Regions from separate parts of the Homo sapiens genome. Here region 2 is linked to region 1. A link is a loop called in an ENCODE intact Hi-C map of the cell type or tissue named here. Cell type or tissue: Caco-2. All regions are shown on one strand.

Region 1 (8,000 bases):
CTGGAGCAGCTGGGATTACAGGTGTGTGCCACCACACTTAGCTAGTTTTTGTATTTTTAGTGGAGACAGGGTTTCACCATGTTGGCCAGGCTGGTCTTGAACTCCTGACCTCAAGTGATCTGCCCACCTTGGCCTCCCAAAGTGCTGAGATTACAGGCGTAAGCCACCATGCCCAGTCTATTTTTAACCTGCTTACCCTCCATGACCCTCAAAAACCCCAGCCCAGAATTCCTTGGGGATGTAGATTTGAGGGTCTCCTCCCATCCTTCCCTCAGAGCTCTGCAATCATTGAGCTCTTTCTGTGCTGCAAACCCTGCTGTCTCAGTGTAATTGGTCTGTTACTGCACAGTGGGCGTACGAACCTGTTGTTCTTATAACACTTCCACAAACTTCCCCTCTCCACAGGCACAAACACATAAACCCACTCCTATAATGATTCGTGAATATTTCAGGCTTTACTGAAGATTGAGAGATCTAGGGGAGAGGAGGTCAGAGTGGTTTGCCTCACTTAAAACAAACGAGCTTGACACTAAACATGCGGCCTATCTATTCAAAATGTCTTCTGGCTAACCCACCCCAGAGGAGTCTCCACTGGCCCTTCATTCCACAGGGTCCTTTACACTATCACCCCAGCTTCTCCTATGCCTCGCATCTTTCTCTTCTTGTCTCACTCAGAGCAGTTTGCTCAGCATCTTTTGCTGCTTTGTTTCCTGCTCTCTGAACCTCACATTCAACCCAGGCAGATTCTCTAGGTATTTCTACCAAAGTATCTTCCAGTAGCAAACTCACGGTGCCAGCTGTTTGATCCATTTTTGTTTTTACTTCATTACACCTGAGACGAGGGAATCCCAGTATTAGTTCCACCACAGGGATAAACAGAGGGCCCTGAAGAGGGACCCCTAAGCCAGTCTTGGAGTGGGTATCAAGTGAAAGGTTTTCCAGAGGAAGAGACATCTGAAGTAGGAACAGGAGTTACCCAGGACAAGAAGGGAGATGGCACAACCCACTGAGACTGGAAAATTTAGCACTGATAGAGTAGAACATACACATAAGGAGTAAAGCTATAGAGTAATGGGGCACACTGGGCGCGGTGGCACACGCCTGTAATCCCAGCACTTTGGGAGGCTGAGGCAGATCACCTGAGGTCAGGAGTGCAAGACAAGCCGGACCAACATGGTGAAACCACATCTCTACTAAATACAAAAAATTAGTCAGGTGTGATGGCACATGCCTGTAATCCCAGCTACTTGGGAGGATGAGGCAGGAGAATCGCTTGAACCCCGGGGGCGGAGATCGTGCCACTGCACTCCAGCCTTGGCGATAAGAGCAAAACTGCATCTAAAAAAAAATAATAACAGGGCAGCCCACAAGTAGAGTGCATCAGCTAAGGGACTGTCACTGCATTTAGAAAGCAATGCATAGATGGTAAAGGATTTTGAAGCATAATACAAGCAGATTTGCACTTTTTTCCTTTCTTTTCTTTTTTCTTTTTTTTTTTTTTTGGTAGTGGGGATGGAGTCTCACTCTGTTGCCCAGGCAGGGGTGCAGTGGCACAATCTTGGCTCACAGCAGCCTCCACCTCCCAGATTCAAGCAATTCTCCTGCCTCAGCCTCCTGGGTGACTGGGATTACAGGGGTGCACCACTACTGTCCACTGATTTTGTATTTTTATTATAGAGAGGGTTTCACCACGTTGGCCAGACTGGTCTCGAACTCCTGACCTCAAGTGACCCATCCGCCTCAGCCTCCCAAAGTGCTGAGATTACAGGTGTGAGCCATCATGTCCAGCCTACACTTTTTTCTTTCTAAAAATCACTGCAAGAATTCCCTTGAGGTTGCAGGAGGGGAGAGATCCCGGAGGCAGAGTGCGGTGGACTGGGGAAGGGGGTTGCAGCTCTAGAGTGCAGGCTGGAGATGTAGAGGAGGGGAAAAATTAGGGAGCTATATCAGAGGTAGACTGGAAACCACCTAGTGATTCATTGGAAGGGGTGCGGTGGTGAGCCAAGAGGATACCGGATCATGGTGAGGATTCAAGGGTCAAGATTGCAGCAGGTTTCACTGGTAGATGGTGTGGCCTTCTGCTGGGAGGTGGGGCATTTGGACACAGCTGATGAATTGATTCCCTCTAGTCCTCCCCTGATGGGCTCCTAACCTTCAGGGTATTTGCTTCTCGCTATCCTTGTCAGCTGCAGTGGGGGACCACAACTCCTTGAGTTCTGCCCAGCTGCAGCTGGACAATTTTTGAACACTTCTGCTCCTGGCTGATGCCTGGTGGCTTGCGGCCTCCCACAGAGAGAACAGATTGAAGCAGCTGGCACTGCAGCCAGAGATGGATGCAGTTGAGCAGAGAGAAGAGGACACAGAAGGCACCGTGAGGAACTCAGAGCTGCTCAATGGTTATGTGACCCTAGGCAATTCAGTTACCTTCTCTGAGTCTTAGATTCTCTATCTACACTTTAATGATGGGGGAGAATACTTACTTCAGACACGTGTTTTAAAGATTTCACATAAAGCGGCGGGGTGCGGCAGCTCACGCCTGTAATCCCAGCACTTTTGGAGGCTGAGGGGGGTGGATCACGAGGTCAAGAGATGGAGACCATCCTGGCCAACATGGTGAAACCCCGTCTCTACTAAAAATACAAAAATTAGCTGGGCGTGGTGGCGCACCCCTGTAGTCCCAGCTACTCGGGAGGCTAAAGCAGGAGAATCGCTTGAACCCGGGAGGCGGAGGTTGCAGTGAGCTGAGATCGTGCCACTGCACTCCAGCCTGGCGACAGAGTGAGACTCCATCTCAAAAAAAAAAAGGCCGGGCACGGTGGCTCACGCCTGTAATCCCAGCACTTTGGGAGGCCAAGACGGGCGGATCAGGAGGTCAGGAGATCGAGACCACCCTGGCTAACATGGTGAAACCCCATCTCTACTAAAAATACAAAAAATTAGCCGGGCGTGGTGGCGGGCGCCTGTAGTCCCAGCTACTTGGGAGGCTGAGGCAGGAGAATGGGGTGAACCTGGGAGGCGGAGCTTGCAGTGATCCGAGATCGCTCCACTGCACTCCAGCCTGGGCGACAGAGCGAGACTCCATCTCAAAAAAAAAAAAAAAAAAAAAGATTTCCCATAAAGCATGTGGAAGTGATTCCTGAACTGTAAAATTCTTTAAGGGAAGTGAAAGGAACAAATATTTTTGGCTAGATGAACTGAGATTCTCCATCTTACCCCCAGCTCCTCTCAGGGAAGACCTGGGGATCATAGAGCTGATATATAGAAAAGTTTAGTCCATCTTGATGGACTCAGAGTACCTTCGAAGTGAAAATAGGATCTGAGAATAGGAGCATGTACTATTAGCACAATAATGTCAAGGTTAATATTTCACAACATGGAGAGGCAAAGTCATTTTAATTGGAGGAATTTCATGTTACACTGGACTGTGTGATCCTCGTAAGAAAATAATTCTTGTACAGACATTTGCCTAAGACTAATCAGGAAAAAAGAGAGCTTAGTCATTACTGCCAGACAGAAACCAAACTGAAGTCTGGTTTTTACCTTCCCCCATTCCCTTCATAAACAAAGAGGCCCAGGGGAAGAATCGCATGAGATGAACACCTCATTCAGACAGTGCGTGATGAGGTGAGGAGTCAAGGCCACATCTATGTGTGTATGGAGCCCAAGCCCTTCCTGCCACACCAGCAGGCGAGAGCCCCCGCATCTCAGCCCTTTCAGCCTCAGCTGCCTCTGGTTCCCTTCCCCCACCAAACTTCCTCCCTCCTCCAGACACACACAAGCTGCCACCATCACCATCACCATCACCACACACAGCACCCAAGTGCCAACCCGATAGCTGAATTGGCCTTCCCTCCAGAAACGTGACAATACTGAACACCTTCCCAGGCCCTGCCCGATGCTGGCTCAGGAGAGGGGAGATCCTACCCCTGCTGGAGGATCTCCCAGTGAAGTGAGGAGAGAGCCCTAGAGGCATGTAACACTGACCCCTCCCCAAAGACCCAGTAGCCCTACCTACTCCATTTTGGAAAGTACGTAACTGGGAAGAAGGAATGCACCCAGGAATTTCTAGGATGTCATGCCTGAGGAGCCCTGTGGGAGAGGGGTTATGCCAGAAGCATAGTGGGGAAGGGAGCAAAAAGAGGCTCCCTTTTTCCCTGATTAGCGCCACTCCATTAGGAGCCTCGAGCTGCTCTTCCCCCTGCCTGGCTGACTGCTGTCTTGGGTGTGTCTGGGAATCAGCCACTGGAGACAGTGAGTGTGGTTGGGGGAAGGCCGGAGAGTGACTGCTGGTAACCCCAGCTGCACATGATGGTGGCCAGCTGCCAGCTGGCTCCTCCCAAAGCCTCCCAGCTGGCAACGGCTTTGAAGTCAGACAAGCCACGGCTCCTAGGCTGTCCCGAGGGGATGTAAGTCCAGGACCTACACACAAAGCACCTATCCAATGACAAGCTAAGTCCAGGCAGGTCCTCCTAAAGGCCCCTGGCTCTCAGACCAGCTGATGCAACTAGATTAGAAAAAACAGAACATGCAAAGCTTACTCACTGCCGGCTGAAACAGTCGGAAGGACAGTTCACAAAGCCATTTCCCATCCATTATATCATTTCATCTGCCCAAAAACCCAGAGGAGAGTCCTGCCGACCCCAGCCATGGGCACGCTGCTCAGCCTCTCTGTGCCTTAGTTACTGTCCTTGTGAAATGGGCAACAATAAGAACACCTCTTCTGCTTTCTAGCTGTTTGTCAATTTCTAGTCACGTGTCTTGGGCAATGCATTTAACTTAATTGTGCTTCAATTTTCTCACATGTCAATGAGGTTAAAAATAGAACCAACCTCATGGGATAGCTGGGAAAATTAAATAAGTTAATACACCTAGAGCACTCAAAACAATGGCTGGATGCATACAAAGTGCTCCATAAATGCTAGCAACTATTATTATTTCTGTGGTTATTATTAATCAGGGGATTGTTAGGAGGATCAACAAAACATTAACAGCTGCCATATAGTGCACATTGACCGTGTTTCTGGCACTGGGTTCAGTCTTTTATGGGAATTACCTTGTACATAATGTTTAGTACACGCTGACTGCAGCACCTAATTCATAGAGAGCCCTTAACAAACAGTAGCCACTATCCTTATCTCCCTCATTCCACAGAGGGGCAAACAACTCAGAGGCTTAATGATTTACCCAAGTCCACAAAGCTAATAAGTAAGGAGAACTTAGACTTGAATCCAGGTCTTCTGAGAAACAGGCTTCCATGATCCTTCAATTCTCACCTTCTTCTTGTCCCACCTTCCCCAGCCTGGCACTCAGCATTTGCTCCACAGCTAAAGCTGGCTTCCCTTCATGAGACACATCTGCTGCTCAGTCGCAAGGTGCCCAGCCTTCTCCGCACAGGTGTTAAGAGCTCCTGCAGGCCGGGCATGGTGGCTTATGCTTTAATCCCAGCACTTTGGGAGGAGATGGACGGATCACCTGAGGTCAGAAGTTCGAGACCAGCCTGGCCAACATGGCGAAACCTGTTCTCTACTAAAAATACAAATAATAGCTGGGCATGGTGGCAGGCACCTGTAATCCCAGCTACTCGGGAGACTGAGGCAGGAGAATTGCTTGAACCCGGGAGGCGGAGGTTGCAGTGAGCCGAGATCGCGCCATTGCACTCCAGCCTGGGCGACAGCGTGAGACACCATCTTAAAAAAAAAAAAAAAAAGGAGCTCCTGCAATGGGAAGGACCACACTTGCCTCCAAATGGCGTTTCTCCTTTAGGAGCCAGGAACCAGGCTCCAGCAGGCACAGAGGGGTGCAAGGCAATGAGACAGGGTCATAGATGTTCCCAGGGAGCAGACCCAACCCCAGTTCCAGCTCTGCCTTCTTTAGGAATAACACGGAATCACAGATGCTCCTGGGGCTCATGACTGGCTCCAACTCCAGTTCTGCCCTTCTATCTAAATGTCCCTCTGCTGCAATTCTGTGGTGGAGCCTTCCCAGAAAACAACTCCAAATCCTCCCTTAGTTGAGCAAAGTGAGTCCACAACCAGCAGCAGCCAGCTGAGGGGTGAAAGATGTTTCCCTGCACGTTACATATCAAAGGCAATGTTTTGCTTAAGACATGACTGCTGGACTGTGGGCAAGTTACTTCCCGTCTCTGGGCCACAGTTTCCTCACGTGAAATGTTGAAAAAATAAGACTCATCCAGCAGGGCTGCTCTAAGGGCCAAATGAGAGAATGGATGTCAGAGCACAGGACCTGGCACCAGAAACACAAACAGGAGGAGTCAGCACACTGTACGGACTCCACAAATGCTCACTGACCAGATGGAACTTGACAGCCCAATATGCCAAGGTGGCTCACGGTAAAGTGAGCAAGAACACCTTAAGGGAGAGTACAAGGATGTGAGACCAAGATCCTCACTGAAGAATAAAAGCCTGTGTCCACCACAGGGGGCTCCAGCCTGGAGAAGGACACTCTCCCAGAAACTCTGCAAAACCCCACTTACCATAGAAGATGGAGAAGCCGTGTGGCAGAGGCACAAGATAGCAGCCATGGGGAGATGTGACCAGTTAGGTGACAAGGAAGCAATGGAGCTGCCTTTGCATTTGAAGCTCAAGATTCATATGAGCTGGTCCTTGCCAAGAAACAGGTGCACACTGAGGAGGACCAGAGTGGTGGTATGCTAGAGCTGTCATGGATCATGGCCCACAAGAGCCAATTGCTACTTTTTCAGAATGTTTGCAAACCAGTTACTAAATGTGGCCATGGAAGGCTGGGCGCGGTGGCTCACGCCTGTAATCCCAACACTTTGGGAGGCCAAGGCGGGTGGATCACCTGAGGTCAGGAGTTCGAGACCAGCCTGGCCAACGTGCCAAAACCCCGTCTCTACTAAAAATGCAAAAATTAGCCAGGCGTGGTGGTATGTGCCTGTAGTCCCAGCGACTCAGGAGGCTGAGGCAGGAGAATTGCTTGAACCTGGGAGGCGGAGGTTGCAGTGAGCTGAGATCACACCACTGTACTCCAGCCTGGGTGACAGAGCGAGACCCTGTCTCAAAAAAACCAAAAATATGAATAAATAAATAAATGTGACCATGATTAAAATTATATAAACTTAAGTGAATATTAAAATCAATGATAATAAACACTCAAAACTCATCACTTCCTAATTATTATACTGTATTTTACTACCATCTATGCTCTTAAAGTGATTTATATCTATTATATCTCTGTGATAGAAATGCTCGGCCGGGCATGGTGGCTCACGCCTGTAATCCCAGCACTTTGGGAGGCTGAGGCAGATGGATCACGAGGTCAGGAGTTTGAGACCAGCCTGGCCAACATAGTGAAACCCCGTCTTTACTAAAAATACAAAAAAAAATTAGCTGGGTGTGGTGGCACGTGCCTGTAGTCCCACCTACTCAGGAGGCTGAGGTGGGAGAATTTCTTGAACCTGGGAGGCAGAGGTTGCAGTGAGCCAAGACCACGCCACTGCAGTCCAGCCTAGGTTAACAGAGTGAGACTCCATCTCAAAAAAAAAAAAAAAAAAGAAAAGGGAAATGCTCAGTCCTATTACATTTTTTAAACCTGAATCAGCCATAGAGTATTTACACCACAGGAATGGGCAAACCTACAAATCATGATCCCTTCCCTGCCCTACAGAGCCAGTTGTTAAACATTTATCAGCTCACCACTAATGAAGAGGCTCTCCACTGCTCCAGTGCCTCCAAGGAAATGGGCTTTTATGAGACTTTGAGTCGTGCTGTCTTGCATGCTTAGGTTGTGTTTTCTCTGTTAATTAAATTTCTGGCCACAGCTTCATATTAAGAGCCCTTACAAGGCATTTCATGAGGTCTAATGATCTCAGGAGTGTGGAAAGGCACATTTCTGCAATGAGTCTAACAATATGGAGGGCTACATGAAGCATGCTGCCCTTCACAAAGGGCAGGGAAGTTACACAAGAGGAGACCAATATAAACTTAAAGCCTTTTCTTGTCTTCCCCAACCTTCAGAAC
Region 2 (8,000 bases), 350 kb after region 1:
TTCTTCTCTGAAACAGCTATTACTGGTGTTTTCATATAATGATGATTTTCTAATTTCATCATTCTTCCTATATTTATTAGCTGGTGTTCTACTGTAAGGAAAATCTCTTCTCACCCACTTAGTTTTTCATCAAATAAATATTTATTCATCAAATAATATATATGTTAAATAACGTTTTAATTAGTCATCAAATACATATTTATTTGTTGAATAAATATTGATTATTCATCAAATAAATAAATATCAAATCCCAGATTGTTACTTTTTTCTGTTATCCTCATTTATTTTTATGCCCACATTGTCTCAGATTTAGCCAATGGGAGCCCATTCAAGCTGGCTCCTGTACTTTTGATCTGTCCCCATCATTCTTTGAGTACTTCCTTATTCACTGACGCAACCAGATGTTCCAAGCTCATCTTATGCTTTCCTGGTTTCAACTCTGTAATCAGCCAAGTCTTCAAGTGAGCCCTAGTTCCTTTTAATGGAAACTGGTATTTGGAAACCAAGGTCTGGGCACAATATGTGCTTTTGTGGTAGCTATTTGATAATAGCGACCACATGATATACAGCAGGAGAAAGGAAATGACTGCATTACTTTTTTTTTTTGAGATGGAGTCTCACTCTGTCACCCAGGCTGGAGTGCAGTGGCGCCATCTCAGCTCACTGCAACCTCCGCCCCCTGGGTTCTAGCGATTCTCCTGCCTCAGCCTCCCGAGTAGCTAGGATTACAGACACCTGCCACCACGCCCGGCTAATTTTTTTGTATTTTTAGTAGAGACCGGTTTTCACCATGTTGGCCAGGCTGATCTCGAACTCCTGCCTCAGATGATCCACCCGCCTCGGCCTCCCAAAGTTCTAGGATTACAGGCATGAGTCACCACGCCCTGCCTACTCTGCATTACTTTTTATAGGTCAATCCACACCTGGAATATAAATGAATGAGAGTGTTTTCAGAGACAAGCCTAGAGAAGATATCTACTGGGAAAAGAGACATCTTGGGGTAGAGAAAGGGAAAAGCAATGATTACTATATTCAAATATCTAAAGGGATGTTGTAGAAAAAATGGTGTCTATAGTCATGTCCTGAGCCCCTAAAGGGTTCTAATGGTTGGAAAAAGAGACTTCTGTTTCATCAGTCAATTAACATATGTTAATCACCTATTACTATCAGGCTGTGGCAGTGAGTGCTGATTGCCCTGCTATTGCTCTTCTGCCCATCTTTTTCATGAATATAACCCAGATATCATTCTGGTTAGCAAAATGCCTTACTAAAATACTCACCTTTCCATACTTCCCTGAAGCTTGAAGTGGTCGTATGACATAGTTCTGCCCAATGAGATATAAGCTGAAGAATACTGGCAATTTCCAAGAAAATTTCGCCTTCCCAATATAGGTGCCGCCCATCTTCCTGGTTTTCCCCTTCTCTGGCCTGTCTGGAATGCAGATGTGATCCTACTTGAAAGAACAAAAGACATATTACAAACACCAACAGAACCACAGACCAAAGATGGCAGAACCAAAAGATAGAAGGAGCCTGGTTCCCAGAAAGCATTCTTGCCTGATTTCTCCACAGTTGGGCTTGATGTCTTCTGGGCTTACTGTTACATGAGAAGAATGAATCCCTTTCTTGTTTAAGCCACTATAATAGGTTTCTGTTAAATGCAGCTGAGATGCAGTCCTAATCCAGGCACTATGCTAAGTCCTAGGAGGGGAAAGGCCACCTAGTGGAGTCACTGGCTTTTCCTGCCTATCAGACAGAATGTGAGGAAGACTTCCTAAAAACTGGAACACTACCAAGATGGACTTAACCCCAGGAGAAGACGTGATCCCCCTGACTACGAAGGAATGTGTGTAGAGGCTGGGTGGTACTTTTGCAGCTGGGATGTTGTAAAGCAGTATTGAGCACAGAGTGAAAGGCTAATTCAATGACCTTTAAAGTCTATTCCAGTGCAAACATTTTTCTAAGAGTCAGAAAGTTAAAAAAAAAAATAGATGGACTCAGGGCATGCTAAGCTTTCGCTGGACAGTTAGTGTTTGGTTTTTTTTTTTTTTGTATTTTTGTTTTTTTGAGACAGAGTCTTGCTCTGTCGCCCAGGCTGGAGTGCAGTGGCACGATCTTGGCTCACTGCAACCTCTGCCTCCCGGGTTCGAGCAATTTTCCTGCCTCAGCCTCCCAAGTAGCTGGGATTACAGGCACGCCCACCATGCCTGGCTAATTTTTTGTAGTAGAGATGGGGTTTCACTGTGTTAGCCAGGATGGTCTCTATCTCCTGATCTCGTGATCCGCCCGCCTCGGCCTCCCAAAGTGCTGGGATTATAGGCGTGAGCCACCACGCCCAGCCGACAGTTAGTGTTTTTTAGCTGTAGTCTGCATTTGGATCGATGATTTTCATTAAAGTTCCTAAGAATGCATGCTCCCTCAGCACCCCCTGGGTAAACATGTTATAGCAATTTTAAGTTTCTAATGAAATTTTTGTTGTAATTTATTTGTAGCAATCTAATTTATCCCTTTTTTTACGACTAGAATTTTTATTTATCTTGGATTTACAAAGTTAATATTGCCGTAAAACATAGCAGCATTTTAATTTTTAGATAGTAATAGATTTATTATTTTTATCTGTGTTTAAAATCATAGTAGTCTGGGCACCGTGGTGCACAACTGCAGTGCCAGCTACTCAAAAGGCTAAGGCAGGAAGATCTCTTGAGCCCAGGAGTTCTAGGCTGTAGTACGTGATGAACACACCTGTGAATAGCCACTGCACTCCAGCCTGGGCAACATGGCGAGACCCTGCTAGAACAAAAAAGAAAAAAAAACCATAGGAATAAGATGCATTTTCACCACTTTGGAATGTTTATGTCCCATAAACTAACCATTAGGGATCTGTTTATTGGCAGAGTTTCTGTAAATATATGAATGCTCTTGATGAGAAAAGGAGATTTTTTTTTCCTCTCAGAGTGGAAGCCAGGTTCTTTGGTGGGATACTCACCCATCAAACATAAGAAAGGAAAGGTCAAGACTTTACTGGGTTCTATGGTTGATCCCAAGCCTGAGATAGGAGGATGAGCTGCACAACTTTGTGAAGGTAGCCAAGGGTAACTGGGAAGTTATTAAGGGCACAATAGAGGTTTATTGAGTGAATCAACAAATGAATCCTTTGGCAGCCTGATTGTTTCTGAGTAGGTGATTTTGAACAGCCCACAGTTCAAAGATTTCTCAAAGCCCACAGTTTTGAGAAATCAGTGTTTCTCAAAAGGCATCACAATAGGGGGTGCAAGGAAGGTAAAAAAGGCAGCGTTTAAAACAGAAATTACTCAGGGTCTCACTTCTACCTGCTGAATCAGAATCTCTGCAGCCAGCAGACAGAAATCTGCATTTTAACAAACCCCAACCCAGTCCAGAGGATTCTGCTGTATAATAAACTTTGCTAACTATGGACACGCATGCTGTTCCAGCTGAAGTTTCCACGGAGGGACGGAACCTTAGAGGGAGGCAGGAGTTCCAGCTGGAGCAGGATTTTGGGGTGGTCGTCCTTGAGAGGGCAGCCATAGTACATGTGCTTGTCTCTAGCGACACCTGCTGGTTGAGAGTGACAATTAACAACCCCTGAAACTACACAGGTGTTTTCTCTAATGGGGCCTCCAATACTAAAGGCATTTAGTGTTTGCATTCTAACAGCGGTAATTAACATACCAAAAGCCCCAGATATGGGACACTAACTTTTATATGTGTATCCTCTTTTCACTAGCTTTCAGGTAGAAACAATATATACTTGAAGAATATTGTCCTTCGATTATCTTACATGTTTCTTAGAATGAATGTTCCCGTTTTACGTTCATTTGAAAAAAGATCAACTTTTGGATATTCTCTGAAAGGATTGACTGAATTTTTTTTTTTTTTTTTTTTTTTGAGATAGTATCTTGCTCTGTCGCCCAGGTTGAAGTGCAGTGGCGTGATGTCGGCTCGCTGCAACCTCCACCTCCCGGGTTCCAGCGATTCTCCTACGTCAGCCTCCCAAGTAGCTGAGACTATAGGTGCCCACCACCATGCCCAGCTAGTTTTTATATTTTTAGTAGAGGTTTCACCATGTTGGCCAGGCTGGTCTAGAACTCCTGACCTCAAAAGATCCACCCATCTTGGCCTCCCAAAGTGCCGGGATTACAGGCATGAGCCACCGCACCCAGCCTACTGAACTTTTTGACTAGGGAATTTGTTCTCTGTTATTGTTTTATGGAAATAAGAAGAAGCTAATTCTTATCTGACATCAAAGACTCCAGGCAAGATAAAAAAAAAAAAAAGTACCATGATATCTTAGAGAAAAATTGGTTCTTCTACTTTCCTGAGCACCTACTATATGCCAGTATTCCTCTCAGGGAGGCTCACAGTTGAGGGATGGAGAGGGGATAGGTGTGGTCAGTGTAGCAATAGAAGTGTGTATAATGTGTCACAGTAGTTGGGGGTGGGGGCAACAATTCATTCCATTGGGGTGGGTCAAGGAATAAATTGAGGCCTAGGGGAAAAGTGTGATCTTCCAAATCCTCCACAGACATCGCCAGATCTGAAGTTCCCAGAAAAGAGACTGGTGTGTGCTAAGGCATAAAGGTGTGAAATAGCATTTGCGGCATATGCACTTGGAAAGCAGTAACCTCCAAATAATATGTTCTTATAAAGTGTGAGGCTGGAAATGATAAGAGATGAGGCCAAGGAGTCAGGCCACGTCTCACCCACCTGCCAAGAAGGTTAGATTTTATCCTGTAGGTGGTGAATAACCACAGAATAGTTTAAATTTAAGATTTGCTTTTTATCAGGTTGTTTGTCCCACTTGACTATCCATGCACAAAGTATAGAACCTCCTATTTATCTGACAGTGGTCAAAACTGAGTCAAAAGGCCTAAGATTATATCTATTAATTGAGAATTTCATGCAGATTAAACACAAAAAGTCCCAGTCCCTTTGGAAAGTAACTTAGCATTCTGGTAATTACATTTGACCTGTGTGCTGTAAAAGGTTTTGGTTTTGGTTTTAGTTTTAATGTAGATATTTAACAGAGCTGAATTTCTGTGCCTTTTATGTGTGAGCTGCTGCACTGCCTCCTCTCCTTGTCCTAACAGGGACTCACACACAGCATTCCCCTCACACAGACCCCAGAAAATCCCATCGGTGTCCTTACTGGGGCCAAACACTGAGCACTGGTTCCTAGAACCTGAGGCATGAAATAAACCAATTCATTGTTTTCTGCATAATTTCACATGCTTTTAAAATAATAAGTGATAATGGATACATTACCATGTTGCCTTTCACAACAGGGTAAGATGCTCACTTTGTGGTCGTACACATGATCAGGACCTTCCCTCATGGAAGAAGGATAAAGAAACCTTGTTTCACCCTCCTCCCTCCTGCTTGGTCTTCAGCCATACCATGCATGTCTTTATGCACTTATCATGGTCTGGTGGAAAAGCATGGAATTTGGAATCTGATGGACTTGAGTTTGGATCTTGCCCACCCCATCACCTTGCCAAGTTCCTTAACTTCTCTTTCTTTACCTGGCAAAAGGAGCTAATAATGCCTTCTCTTGAAGACTGAGTGAAAAGTGTGATTATATCCTGAAACCAGTGCCCAACACACAGCAGATTCTTAATAAATGCTAGTCCTTTCCATTCTTTTTCTATCTTGCCCTTGATATCAGTGAGCCATCAGAAGGCCAGGAAGCAGCCAGGCATGGTGGCTTATACCTGTAATCCCAGCTACTCAGGAGGCTGAAGCTGGAGGATCATTTGTAGTCAGGAGTTTGAGACCAGCCTGGGCAACATAGCAAGATCTCATCCCTACAAAAAAAAAAAAAAAAAAAACAATTTAATTAGCCAGGTATGGTGGCATGTGCCTATAGTCCCAGCTACTCAGAGGACTGAGGCAGGAGTTTTGCTTGAGCCCAGGAGTTTGAGGCTACAGTGAACTATGATTGTACCACTACAGTCCAGTCTAGCCAACAGAATGAGACTCTGTCTCTAAAAATAATGATAATAGGCTGGGTGCGGTGGCTCACGCCTGTAATCCCAGTACTCTGGGAGGCCGAGGCGGGCGGATCACCTGAGGTCAGGAGTTCAAGACCAGCCTGGCCATGGTGAAACTCCATCTCTACTAAAAATACAAAAAATTAGTCGGGTGTAGTGGTGCATGCCTGTAATCCCAGCTACTCTGGAGGCTGAGGCAGGAGAATCTCTTGAACCTGGGAAGCGGAGGTTGCAGCGAGCCGAGATTGCGCCATTGCACTCCAGCCTGGGCAACAAGAGCAAAACTCCGTCTCAAAAAAAAAAAAAAAAAAAAAGAAAGAAAGAAAAAGATAATTAGAAGTAAATAATTTTTAAAAGACCAGGAAGCTCACAGCCTTCAGTTCACACTGCAACAGTAGTAATTGGCCATTAGATCATGCTGTTCAGTGTTGTCCTATGGGGCTTACCTCTGGAACAGGTTAATTAAATAAAATCACACTTCTTAGCTTACAGATTTTCTGTCTTGATGTCTTTGTAAAGATTTTGAGCTGTTTTGGGTATGGAGTCTGACAGTCATTAACTAGCCCCCACCCTTCCCACTCCCCTGTTGTTCCAAGAGGACCCCAGTTCTGTCAATATTTGCTCACCACTAGATGTGGGCCACAACCCTGAAATGATTCCCAAAGCCAGGCCTTCCTGGCCTATGGGTTAAGCTGCCCCAGTTGCACAGATAAGCAGCTTGTGCCTGACTGGCCTGCCCCCAAATCAGGAGAGAATCTCTTAGCCACTCGTGCTGAAATGTGACTTTCTTATTAGCAGATATTGTCTAACAGACTGTGGATTCTTGCTCATTGGCCAAGTCAACAGCCTAAAGGACCTTACTCTCAAAAATTTAGGTAAAAGTTAATCTTTGACTTAGAGGGACAACATTTTTGGGGACAGTCTTCATTGCATGTAGTTTGCTCTGTTTGCACTCATCTACTCTTAATGTAACATCCTGGAAATGCCAAGATGTTGGCAGATTGTAACTGAACAAAATTTGGCAGTGAACTTGACAATCAAAATAGAGCCAAGTGACAAAAGTTTGAAAAGACACAAAAGAAAAAGATTTACAAGCTGAAGAACGCTAGAGTTAGCATAGAGACATATGGTTATAGAAAAAAATGCGAGTTTGCAAAGCTGTAGCACAGAACAGCACTAATATAAATGCCTGCTCAAATGTGGCTGCAAGACAAAGCTGGTGCCTGATATGGGGAGATAATGATGATCCTGAAATATTACCCTGCTGTATTTGTACTTGAAGGATTTTAAAGTATGTTCAAAGTAAATTTTATCTGTGTTTAATAAGCTCACAGGATAAGAAAGGAGATTGTGCCTTCATTGTAGTTTTATAAAGAGAGTATCTTTCAAGACATACACAAGACAGGAAAAGGAAAACCAGTCTTTGGAAAGACCATATGTTGCAATCTGAGAATTAGAAGGTTTGAACATCTATATTCCGAGAAGCCTCTTATTTGCTTTGGAACTCCCAACTTACAGGTATAGCCAACTGTTAATTATTAATACAAATTAATTTAGTAATTTCTACCTTCTACCTAGTTCAGAAGTTCTCTTAGAAGGCCATGTATTTCTAGCTGGGCGCGGTGGCCCACGCCTGTAATAATACCACTTTGGGAGGCCGAGGTGGGTGGATCACCTGAGGTCAGGAGTTCGAGACCAGCCTGACCAATATGATGAAACCTCATCTCTACTAAAAATACAAAAATTAGCCGGGCATGGTGGCATGTGCCTGTAATCCAGCTACTCTGGAGGCTGAGACAGGAGAATCACTTGAACCCGGGAGTCAGAGGTAGCAGTGAGCCGAGGTTGCACCATTGCACTCCAGCCTGGGCCATAATAGTGAAACTCTGTCTCAAAAAAAAAAAAAAAAAAAAAAAGAAGGCAATATGTTTCCATGCTGCCTGCTCTGAGAGTTGAGAGCAAAATCTGTTGCTTCCTACCTCCCATGCAGTG

Evidence for each region. Hi-C counts contacts between places; a loop is a spot of excess contacts. Peaks named below come from ENCODE experiments on the same cell type or tissue, not always from the same donor. Only the 100,000 strongest peaks of a DNase experiment are listed, where the experiment ranks them.
Region 2: it touches region 1 in a loop (2.6-fold over the local background); 4 of 110 quality-filtered maps call a loop at or near these places.

What each region holds. Positions count from the first base shown.
Region 1 is chr9:105,060,376-105,068,375 of GRCh38, forward strand. No RefSeq gene overlaps it. Among named protein-coding and RNA genes, the nearest start is that of CT70, 73 kb to the left of the region's middle. In Caco-2, no CTCF peak of the experiment used is centred here; DNase peaks (open chromatin) are centred at 4,356 and 5,136.
Region 2 is chr9:105,412,014-105,420,013 of GRCh38, forward strand. It overlaps a transcript of SLC44A1 not described here. Among named protein-coding and RNA genes, the nearest start is that of FSD1L, 32 kb to the right of the region's middle. In Caco-2, CTCF peaks have their summits at 1,675, 1,876 and 3,544 (motif pointing left); DNase peaks (open chromatin) are centred at 1,719, 3,548 and 6,688.